3 separate regions of the Homo sapiens genome follow, and all the other regions are linked to region 2. A link is a contact called in ENCODE Hi-C or POLR2A ChIA-PET data. All regions are on one chromosome and are shown on one strand. Each heading gives the region's core, a stretch centred on a gene start or an enhancer-like site at or near the end of the contact. The rest is flanking DNA. Distances are from core to core; before and after follow the strand shown. Region 1 overlaps COL27A1 (collagen type XXVII alpha 1 chain). Region 2 holds the start of AKNA (AT-hook transcription factor). Region 3 holds the start of COL27A1 (collagen type XXVII alpha 1 chain).

Evidence for each region. Hi-C counts contacts between places; a loop is a spot of excess contacts on that map. ChIA-PET counts read pairs that join two places held with the same protein, here RNA polymerase II (POLR2A). Pooled maps may share reads with other maps.
Region 1: a loop to region 2 is called in a map of ovary, with 2.3 times the contacts of the local background. The contact joins the enhancer-like site here to the promoter of AKNA in region 2. A Hi-C loop is called at or near these places in 2 of 168 maps with a recorded cell type or tissue (ascending aorta and ovary). POLR2A ChIA-PET finds 5 or more read pairs at or near these places in 1 of 52 experiments (BJ).
Region 3: a loop to region 2 is called in a map of naive thymus-derived CD4-positive, alpha-beta T cell, with 4 times the contacts of the local background. The contact joins the promoter of COL27A1 here to the promoter of AKNA in region 2. A Hi-C loop is called at or near these places in 1 of 168 maps with a recorded cell type or tissue (naive thymus-derived CD4-positive, alpha-beta T cell) and 8 of 50 pooled maps. POLR2A ChIA-PET finds 5 or more read pairs at or near these places in 1 of 52 experiments (IMR-90).

Annotation. Positions count from the first base shown.
Region 1 is chr9:114,232,465-114,235,402 of GRCh38, forward strand. The region is part of intron 16 of COL27A1 (collagen type XXVII alpha 1 chain); the gene reads left to right. Among named protein-coding and RNA genes, the nearest start is that of MIR455, 24 kb to the left of the region's middle. RefSeq lists enhancers at 1-488, 2,418-2,918, 2,919-2,938. Within about 2 kb of position 1,512, at least 7 of the 41 ENCODE cell types and tissues checked have a DNase peak (open chromatin) inside an H3K27ac peak, as active enhancers do; they include ascending aorta and ovary, where a contact is called at or near this core.
Region 2 is chr9:114,386,643-114,389,716 of GRCh38, forward strand. AKNA (AT-hook transcription factor) reads right to left here and starts at 1,340. Exons shown (of 22, transcript NM_001317950.2): 1 at 1,218-1,340. LOC124902253 (a long non-coding RNA gene) reads left to right here and starts at 1,408. Exons shown (of 3, transcript XR_007061742.1): 1 at 1,408-1,611; 2 at 1,803-1,947. RefSeq lists enhancers at 3-152, 967-1,702, 1,173-1,302, 1,343-1,632.
Region 3 is chr9:114,154,087-114,157,096 of GRCh38, forward strand. COL27A1 (collagen type XXVII alpha 1 chain) reads left to right here and starts at 1,451. Exons shown (of 61, transcript NM_032888.4): 1 at 1,451-1,926. The coding sequence starts at 1,865. LOC105376225 (a long non-coding RNA gene) reads right to left here and starts at 182. Exons shown (of 5, transcript XR_930256.3): 1 at 1-182. RefSeq lists silencers at 1,316-1,435, 2,323-2,617.

The sequences.
Region 1 (2,938 bases), core at 262-2,761, 150 kb before region 2:
GAGAGACACAGGGCCCAGCACTTGTGCCCTGCTCTGTGGCCATCTTCCTGCCTAGCCTCTTCAGACCTTGGCAAACCAGGACCCCCGAAGGGGGTGCAGGAGGGGTTCAGAGCAACATTCCAAGTATCCATGAGACATCCGAAGGACTGACTGCTGCTCAGCCAGCCCCTCATGTGGTCAGGTGACACCGCACCTGTCTCTAGGTGCCTCTGCTTCCTCCTACACCTGAGTCATAAGGTCAGGTGCCATGCTGGGCGCCATCTGAGTGTACCACATGGATCCACCCATTAATCCTCCTACCCACTATGAAATAAGAAGCTTGCTTGGGCCGGGCACAGTGGCTCATGCCTATAATCCCAGCACTTTGGGAGGCCAAGGCGGGCGGATCATAAGGTCAGGAGTTCGAGACCAGTCTGGCCAATATGGTGAAACCCCGTCTCTACTAAAAATACAAAAATTAGCTGGGCGTGGTCGTGGGTGCCTGTAATCCCAGCTACTTGGGAGGCTGAGGCAGGAGAATCGCTTGAACCTGGGAGGCAGAAGTTGCAGTGAGCCAAGATCGTGCCACTGCACTCCAGCCTGGGCAACAGAGCAAGACTCCCTCTCAAAAAAGAAGCTTGCCTGAGGCCACGCAGCTGGTAAGTAGAAAGTTACCTGGCTCCAGAGACCTCAACTGTGAAGCAGAACTAAGTCAGAAGGTCAGAGCTGGTGAGACTCTGGGAGGTCACATTTCACAGTTCCTACGTCTCACAGATGGAGAAACCAAGACCCAGGGAGAGAAAGAGATTTGCAGGCCCCTGGACTCTTAGAACATTAGAATTGCTGGGTGAAAATGGACATCTCCAGATTGTTTTACTCAAGCCTATCCCTGGGTAGCCAGCTGGGTGCCATGCCAACCCCAGTCCTTTCTCTACCTGTTTCTACCTCTTCCATCTCCTCCTGTCATGCCCAAGCCTCCAGCCACAACCCACCTCTGCCCCCCTTGCCCTGCTGTCTGCTACACCTTTCTGCCAGAGCCCTCCCTCTTTGAAGGGGCTTTCTGATGGAGGCAGGGGGTTCCCCACACCTACCTGTTTATCCCAAGGTTTGAGACATCAGCGCTCTGGAAATGTTGAAGTCATGGACGAGAGAGAAAGGAAGCTGGGGAAAATGAGAGTGTAGGCAGTGAGCTCTTTATAGGCCCCTTTGCAGAGCTGGTCTCAGCTCAGCGTTGCTTCAGGAACATGGAAATAAATGTGTTACATGGAACTCGGCTGGCTTGCTGATGGGAGTTGCCTGGGACATTTAGAGATGTGAAAACTCTGGAAAAAGAAAAAGGAGGAGGAAATTATTTTCATGCCCATAGTTTTTAGGAAAATCAAATGTCTTTAGGGGAAAAAAGAGAGAGAGGGGGAGAAAGAAACCCCTTTTCCTTTGGTGGGGAGGAGCCTTAAGGCTGTGTTCCGATCAGCCACGCACACATCCGTGTCCCCTGGCCCTACCCTGGGATGACAGAGCCATCCCTTCACGTTCCAAGGTTGCTCCTGCCTCAAATCCCAGATTTTCCATGACCCAGCCTGGACTCAGTCCCACTTACAACCGCTTGGCTCCCTCTCTCAGCCTGGAGAAGCATTCTGGAAGCAAAGCTCCTGCTCCGAGCCCAGCTCCCTTCAAATTCATTGTCCTGATTTCCTAGGTGCCTTTTAAACTTTCCTTGTTTTTCTATTTTCACTCCTTTTTTTCACCCCTTCACTCCTCTCTTGGACATTAAAAAAAAAAAAAAAAAAAAAAGTCCTGTGGTTCCCCAAATACCAGGATGTTGTACAGGATTTTCCAAATTGGAAAAACCAAAGTAAGTTGAAAAAAAATTTTTTTTTTAATTCTGACTTTTGTTCTACTAAGGAAGTTCTTTTGTTAGGTCATGGCCTTAGCCATGTGTGGGTTTTCTAAGGTTTTCCATTTTTCCTGGGTTTTTCTCCCCATTCTTCCTCCTGCTCCCAGGGATGTAAATGTTTTCGGAATCCTGGGGCTGACAGAGTGTCAGTAATGTCCAACGTGGAGGGCTGGATAGAGTGAGGCCAGGGCTGTGTGAGGTGGTTTCGGCCCTAAGGGGAAGCAGCTCCCAATCTGGACTGCCTGTTCAGAATATGGCTAAAAACAGGGAGGGAGCAGAAGAGGCCTCCAGCAGCCAGAATCAGTGTCACGAAGCCTGTGCAGTACATCGTGTTAGAAGACAAACACCCAGACTTAAGTCAAGACCAATTTACTTGCTGTTTACACATAGTCTCAACAAGCCAGGAAATCTGATTTCCCATGCTATAGCTGATTAAAATAGTTAATTAGAAGTAGACCGGCCAGGCACAGTGGCTCACGCCTGTAATCCCAGCACGAGGCGGGCAGATCATCTGAGTTCAGGAGTTCAAGACCAGCTTGGGCAACATGGCGAAACCCCATCTTTACTAAAAATACAAAAAAAAAAAAAAAAATTAGCTGGGCGTGGTGGCACGCGCCTGTAGTCCCAGCTACTGGGGAGGCTGAGGTGAGAGAATCACCTGAGTCCGGGAGGTCAAAGCTGCACAGAGCCAAGATTGCACCACTGCTCTCCAACCTGAGCAACTAGAGTGAGACTCCATCTCAAAAAAAAAAAAAAAAAAAATAGACCAAAGCTGCTTGCTGGCACAGAAACTCCCACATGAGGAGGAAGTGACAGCTCAGTCTGATGGTGAAAAATTGAGCAGACACAAACGCTCCGAAACCACGTTGGTGTGGGGGCCCTTGCACACGCTGCCTTCACCCCTGTGTGACAACACCCGTTAATGATGAAGAGGTTGAAGGATCAAACACTTGATTTGCTCTGCATCAGTTCTCCAGGCAAGGCCAGTTGACACTGGGCAGTGGGCAGCTTAGCTTCTGTTAGTGGCATTTTCAGCCATCCGAGCAGCCCCAGGCAAGTCTGCAC
Region 2 (3,074 bases), core at 90-2,589:
TCCTTCTGCACATCTCCTTCTTACACCCAAGCCGCCACTGCCCCTGCTCTCTCAAGGGTCTAACAGACCCCTGAGGTGTCTATCTTCAGTTCCTGGGTGGGATGGACTCTTCTTCCCCACCACCCACACAGGGCTTCTCCGCCCGCTCAGTCATTCCACAGCCAGGGACCCTTCCCTTTATGGCTCAATCCCTCAGAACTGCCCAGACGCCCAGGCTCTCCTTTGCCAGCACAGCTACGCAGCCCGCACAGCCTCCCCGTGCCCTCTGCAGCCCCTTCCCATCCAGCCAGAGCTGTCCAGGGTGCCACCCTGCTTCTACCCCCACCCACACCCTGACACCTCCCAGATGAAGACACTGAGGCACAGAGACATGGCCTGCTCTCACAAGACCTCACAGCCAGGAAGCGCAGACAGAGGATTCAAAGCTGGGGTACCGCAACTCTGAAACCAAGGCTGTCAGATGTGTCAGGGAGATGGGGAAGGAAGACCACCCCCCAAATCAGTAACCAGACCTTCCAAAAAGGCTCAACCATACCCCCACCCACCTGCTGGCAGGGCACAGACTTGCTGTTCTCAAGGGGTTCCCACCAGCTGTGTGGACTCTAGTCCCACAAGGAAGCACCAGCCACTCCCTCTCTGTGTCCTCCCTGCCCCCAGCCCGCTCCAGCAGCAGAGGCCGAGGAGAAAGAGAAACGGTGCCCTGGCTGTTGCCAGCTCTGGTCTTGCCATCCTCAAGAGCTGAGCTGGGTCTGCTGGTCCTCGGACTGTCCTTGGCTCCTCTCCTTGCTCTTACGCAGCTGGCATAAGGGGCCACTCCTTCAATAGGGACCACCCCCCGGCGCCGTCGCTGCCTCCTGGCCTGCTGCCCATGCCTGCATCGTCTCTGAGACCCCTTAGCAACCAAGGACACTAACTCTCCAGGTGCAGACGACGACACCCCAGGCACAGAGATGGACCCGCCTACCCAAGTTCACAAGAGATCAGAATCAGAGCTAGGACTGGAATCTAGCATCCTGAGGCTTGACGAAATCCTCCTTAAATCCACCCTTGCCCTGGAGGCCGGGATCCCCTAAGCCAAGAGAAAAGCGGTGCAGCTCCAGCAGCTGCAACTTCCTGGCTGGGCTGGTCCGGCTGCCTGGACTGTCCCGGAGAGTCTGTGACTGGCCCGTCCAGAAGGAAAGCGGCCTCCCGGGCCCTCCTCCGTTCCAATCCCTTACCTCTCTCGGGCTCCACCACCGTCCTGCCGACCCAGTTTCAGGGGACCTGCCTGTGAATTCTTTGTTCCAAACCCAGGGAGCCCCCTGTCTCCATTGCGCCCTGGCCCACCTCCAGGCCGTTCTGCCAGCCCAAGCTGCTGCTCACAGACCAGCATCGCTCCCCACCTCTCCCCGCCCCTGCCGTGGTTGAGGCCGCCTCGCCTCGGCAGGAAGCGCCCAGCCTGATTTCCTACAAGTGTTTGTCAGAAGGAGGGGGTTTGTCTGCGTGCAGAGCAAGAGCTGGAGGAGCTTAACCCCTTGCAAGCCCTCCGCAGTCAGCGCTGCCCAGGAAAGGACTCAGGGAACAAACTCCTGACGTCCTGGGCTTGGGATCATCTCAGCCCAGGCCCTGCAGGTACAGATGGGGAGACTAAAGCACAGAGAAGGTCAGAGGCTTGGCCAAGGTCACACAGCATGCTGTAGCTCCTACCCTCTAGGCCCTCTTCAACCACGGCCTGACCTTAGCCGAGGCTCCTTCCCTCACTAGGCCTCAGGGCCCATGTGCACGGTGAGAGCTCAGACTCAACACCACTCCTGCCCTTCCAGCTCTGACTCTGCCAATGTGCAACCTGAATCTCAGGGAGACCGTGGTGATTCCTGCCATCTCAACCCACCGTCCTCACCCCGAGGTGGTCCTGCAGCCAGAGTGGGATGTTCGGGGCAGCATGGAGGTGTGAACCTGGCGGATCAGGTAAACTTTCCCTTGTTGTAAGAACCCTCCAAGGGTTCACCAGATGTTGGGAACAGATCGATCCTGATGGTCAGTCGAGCTATCTTTCCTCAAGCCCCACCATCCCATTCCTTCATTCGTAGGTACTCACTGAGCTCCTACTGTGTGGCGGGTGCTTTTAAATCACCTGGGAATATGGCAGGGCCGAAGACAGGCCAGTCCCCTGCTCTCCACTCTAGCAGAGACATGGACAATAAGCAAGCACATGTATAATTTCAAGGAGAGAGCTGTGAACAATGAGACTGGGTGACGATCCGTGTCCCAGGCCAGGTGGCACTGAAGCCTGGGGCTCACCCCAGGCCAACAGAGTCAGTCTCTGGGCATCAGACATTTTAAGTGTCCCAGGTGACTGGCCCTGGTAGAGAACACATGGGGCCAAGAGTAATGGGTTGGAGGAGAAGGGTTATAGGACGGTCAGGAAGGTCTCTATGAGGAGGTGACATTCAAATAAGGCACTGGAAGGAAGAGGGGTCAAAAGCAAGCCACAAGAAGGTTTGGGGCAGAGTGTTCTGGGAGGGCAAGTGGAAAGGCCAAGGTGGGGGAGCCAGCGGGCTTTCCCTGAGAACAGCAAGGCCTGTGTACCCGGGGCAGAGCGAGTCAAGCGGGAGAAGCAGGAGCTTCACAGAAAAGCGGGCACAGGAGCACAAGAGGCTCCCAACACTGGCCCCACCCAGGACCCAGAGACTCTGAGTCAGGAAACAAAAAGAAAGAGGAAAAAAAACAGGCCTCTGTATTGTCCAAAAAGCCCTCCAGGTAATTCTGATAAGCAGCCAGATTTGGGAACCACCCATGTAGGAGAGAAAAAAATCTCAGAGTCACTGTGGACCTGGGTTCAAATCCCAGCCCCATCTCCTGCTGGCCCTGACCTTTGAGGCTTCACGTCTCTAAGCCTCAGTTTCTTCATCTGTAAAACAGGGATAAGAAGAGTAGCCACCCCACAGGGGCTGCTATAAAGATTCAATGACATGATGCCTACCAAGGGTAGAGCGGGGGAGCCAGAACACAGTCATGTATTGAGCTATTTTATTATTGCTACTACAACTATTGCTGCTACTTAGGTATAAGTCTCTGGTCTCCTCTAAAGGCTA
Region 3 (3,010 bases), core at 201-2,700, 230 kb before region 2:
CCGCCGCCCCAGCACCTATGAGCCGCCCCCAGCTCTCGGAGCCCGCGCCGGAGCCCGTGGACGCAGAGCTGCCGAAGTTCGAGCGCAGGCGGACCGGGTCGGCGGCGCAGTCCCGCGCGCCCATGCCCCTCCCGGTGCCGCTGCGCTCCGCGCGCCCGCGCCCCGTTTAGGGAAGGGGACCTCGCCCCCCGCCCCCGCGCCCACGGCTGCGGGGACCCATGAATACAAATGCCGTTAGGCGCCGGAGGAAGGACCGACCGGCCAGCCTCGCACGTAGGGACCCAGTAAGTGCTTGGGGGCTCCTGGAGCGGTGCGAAGTGTTATATGCCTGTGTGTGCGCGCGCCTAAAGGTGTGCGCGTATGGGGAGGTGGGTACACGCGTGAGGAGTGAATGCGTGTGTGCACATGTGCGGTGGGCACTCTCGGAGAACTGTGTGCAAGTGAGGGTGTGCGCGCGTGTGTCCACCCGGGGTGTGTACATGTGTGGGGGCGATATGGCCAGGATAGCGTGCATTTGTGCCTGTGTAAGCATCCGTGTGCATGCTTCTGCGAGTGTAGAGTATCAGCGTGCGCCTGAGCCCAGATATCTGAGGATGCGTTTCGTGTGAACCTAGGAAGGGTGCGTGGCTGTCCCAGAATGGGACCGTGTGTGAGCGTGTGTCTGAGTTTGGGGAAAGGGTGGATACGTGTGGGAGTGTGTGTGTGCACCGGTGAATAAGTGTAACTTTGCTCGTGAACGAGTGGCAAGAGGTGGTAGAGGCGGAGGGAGCTGTGGTCCCAGGGCTGGACTGGAGTTTTGGGTGTGAGAATTTGCCCGGGGGCCAAGGTGTGCAGCTCTTAGCTCCCGGATGGGATCCGAGGGAGTTTTTGTCGATTCTGGGGAGGTGCGTGGTTAGTGGTGGTGGTGGGGTGCGGTTAGATTCCAATTGCTGACAGAAGGGAGAGAGAGGGTGGCAAACCCTTAACAAGCCCACCCTATATGTTCTCCAGGGCGCTCCGAGTCTGGGAGCGCAAACTTTTGGTGGGCGGTGGGGATCACGATACTGGTTGTCGTGGGCGTCTGGACACCAAGTTCTGGTCCTAGCTCCGTCCCTGAAACTGTGGGTTTCTTCCAGGAGTAGAATTTGGCCCTTCTCCCCTACCCCAACCCCCCATTGGAGGACCCCCAGCCTCACCAGTCAGAAGTTCCTAATCTCAGAACGGTGATCAAATCACCGTGAAGCCCTGGGCAGCCCCTTCCTCTCTGTGAATCTGTTTCCCCATCTATACAAGGAGGAGGGGGGCGGGTGTCCCATCGGGGCTGTAGTGGGCCAGCTGAGGCTGTACCCTTGGCTCCGGCCGGCAGGGGGCAGCAGGGGGCAGCAGAGGGCGGCCGGGAGCGGGGAGGAGGGAAGGTGGAGAGCCACCGCGGGCCGAGACTTTAAATCGCCTTCATTTCCCCCAAATCCTTCCTTTTCCTCTCCTCCCCCAGGCCGGCGGGGAGGCAGCTTCCACCGCCCTCCGCGCGCCCTCACCCGGCCTTGCTCTGCCTCCGGGGACCGCCAGCAGCCCGCCTCCAAAAGTTTGATCATCTCTCTCTCTCTTTTTCTTGCTTCTTCTTCCTTTTTGGTGGAAGCAGAAAAGGACCGAGGCAGGGGCGAGCGCGGCGCCCGGACTCCTGGGACCATGGGCCTGGCGCGGGCGCCCGCGGGGCCCCAGCCGCGCTGCCTGCCTGCTCGGGCGCCCCTGGGCGCGGGGCTGCGCTGGGGGCGCGGGGGCCGCGCGCTCTAAGCCGGCCTGGCGCGGCGGGGCGGGGGGCTGGCGGCCCCATGGGGCGCGCCCACACTTGCCCCCCGGGCTCGGGAGCATGAAGTAGGGGCCTGCCATGGGAGCGGGATCGGCGCGGGGGGCCCGAGGCACAGCGGCGGCGGCGGCGGCGCGCGGGGGGTGAGTACGAACTCGGGGACGCCCCCTCCCTAGCTTCCTGCTGCTCCAATCTCGGGGAGGGCCGGGGTTCCCCGCCATGCGGTCGCTTCCAGCGGAACGTCAGCTTCCTGCCCCTTCCTGCGCCCCCGCGAGGCGGGACGCCAAGGGTTAATAGGGGCTGCGCCCCCGGCCGGGCGAGAGTTGGCGAACGCTGCCCGCCCTGCCGCGCCTGGCCCGGCTGCCCGATCCCGTTGGGGCGGGGGCAGAGCCAGCCCGGGGGTCGGGGGTGGGGGTGGGTGGTGGCGCCTGGAGCGGCCGGCGGGGTGCGGAGGGGGGCTTTTTGGATGCTTGGGGGAGGAGGGGGGTCTCCGTTTGGGGCCGTCTCGGTGTGTTCCGGTGTCTCAGTGTCTGCAGGTCCCAAGCCTGTACGTCTCCGTTTCTATCTGTTCTTGTGAAATTGTCCGCAAGTTTCTAGGTCACCAGGTCTCGGGTTCTGCTCCTGTCTCCGTGTCTGTGTGGCTCTGCACGTCCCCGCGTTTCTGGAAATCTCCGCGTGTTTGTGTTAGTCGGCCTGGGTCTGTGTGTCTGTGTTTCCTGCTTCTCGGTTCCTGTCCCTTTCACGTGTGTAAGAGAGAAAAAGTGAGAGCCAGCATGTCAGAGCAGAAAGGGCCCTGGGCGATCACTGTGCGGAACCCCTCAGTGTACAGATCGGGAGACAGGGCCGGAGAGGGGCAGGGACTCTCCCAGGAGCGGCTGCGCGGAGCTGGGGCCCAGAGGCTGGGATTCCCAGCGTGTGGAGTAGGAGTTGTAAGAGAGAGTGAGCCTGTGCTGGAGCCGGCGCAGCGTGTGGGTGTGTGTGGGAGCCAGCAGCATGCAAGCAGCCCGTTGGGGCCTGTGGACGGCGCTCCTCTCTTTCCATCCTGCCCCCAGGACACCAGGACACTCCCCAGAGGCTGTTAGGGCTGTAGCTGGGCCCTGCCCCCTTTGAGCTGGAGTCCGCGGGATGACACCCCCTCCTTTCTTCCCCATGTCTTGGAAAAAGCTGGCTGTTTGCGATTCCCCCGCCCCGCACCCCCTCACCACAACACACACACACACACACACA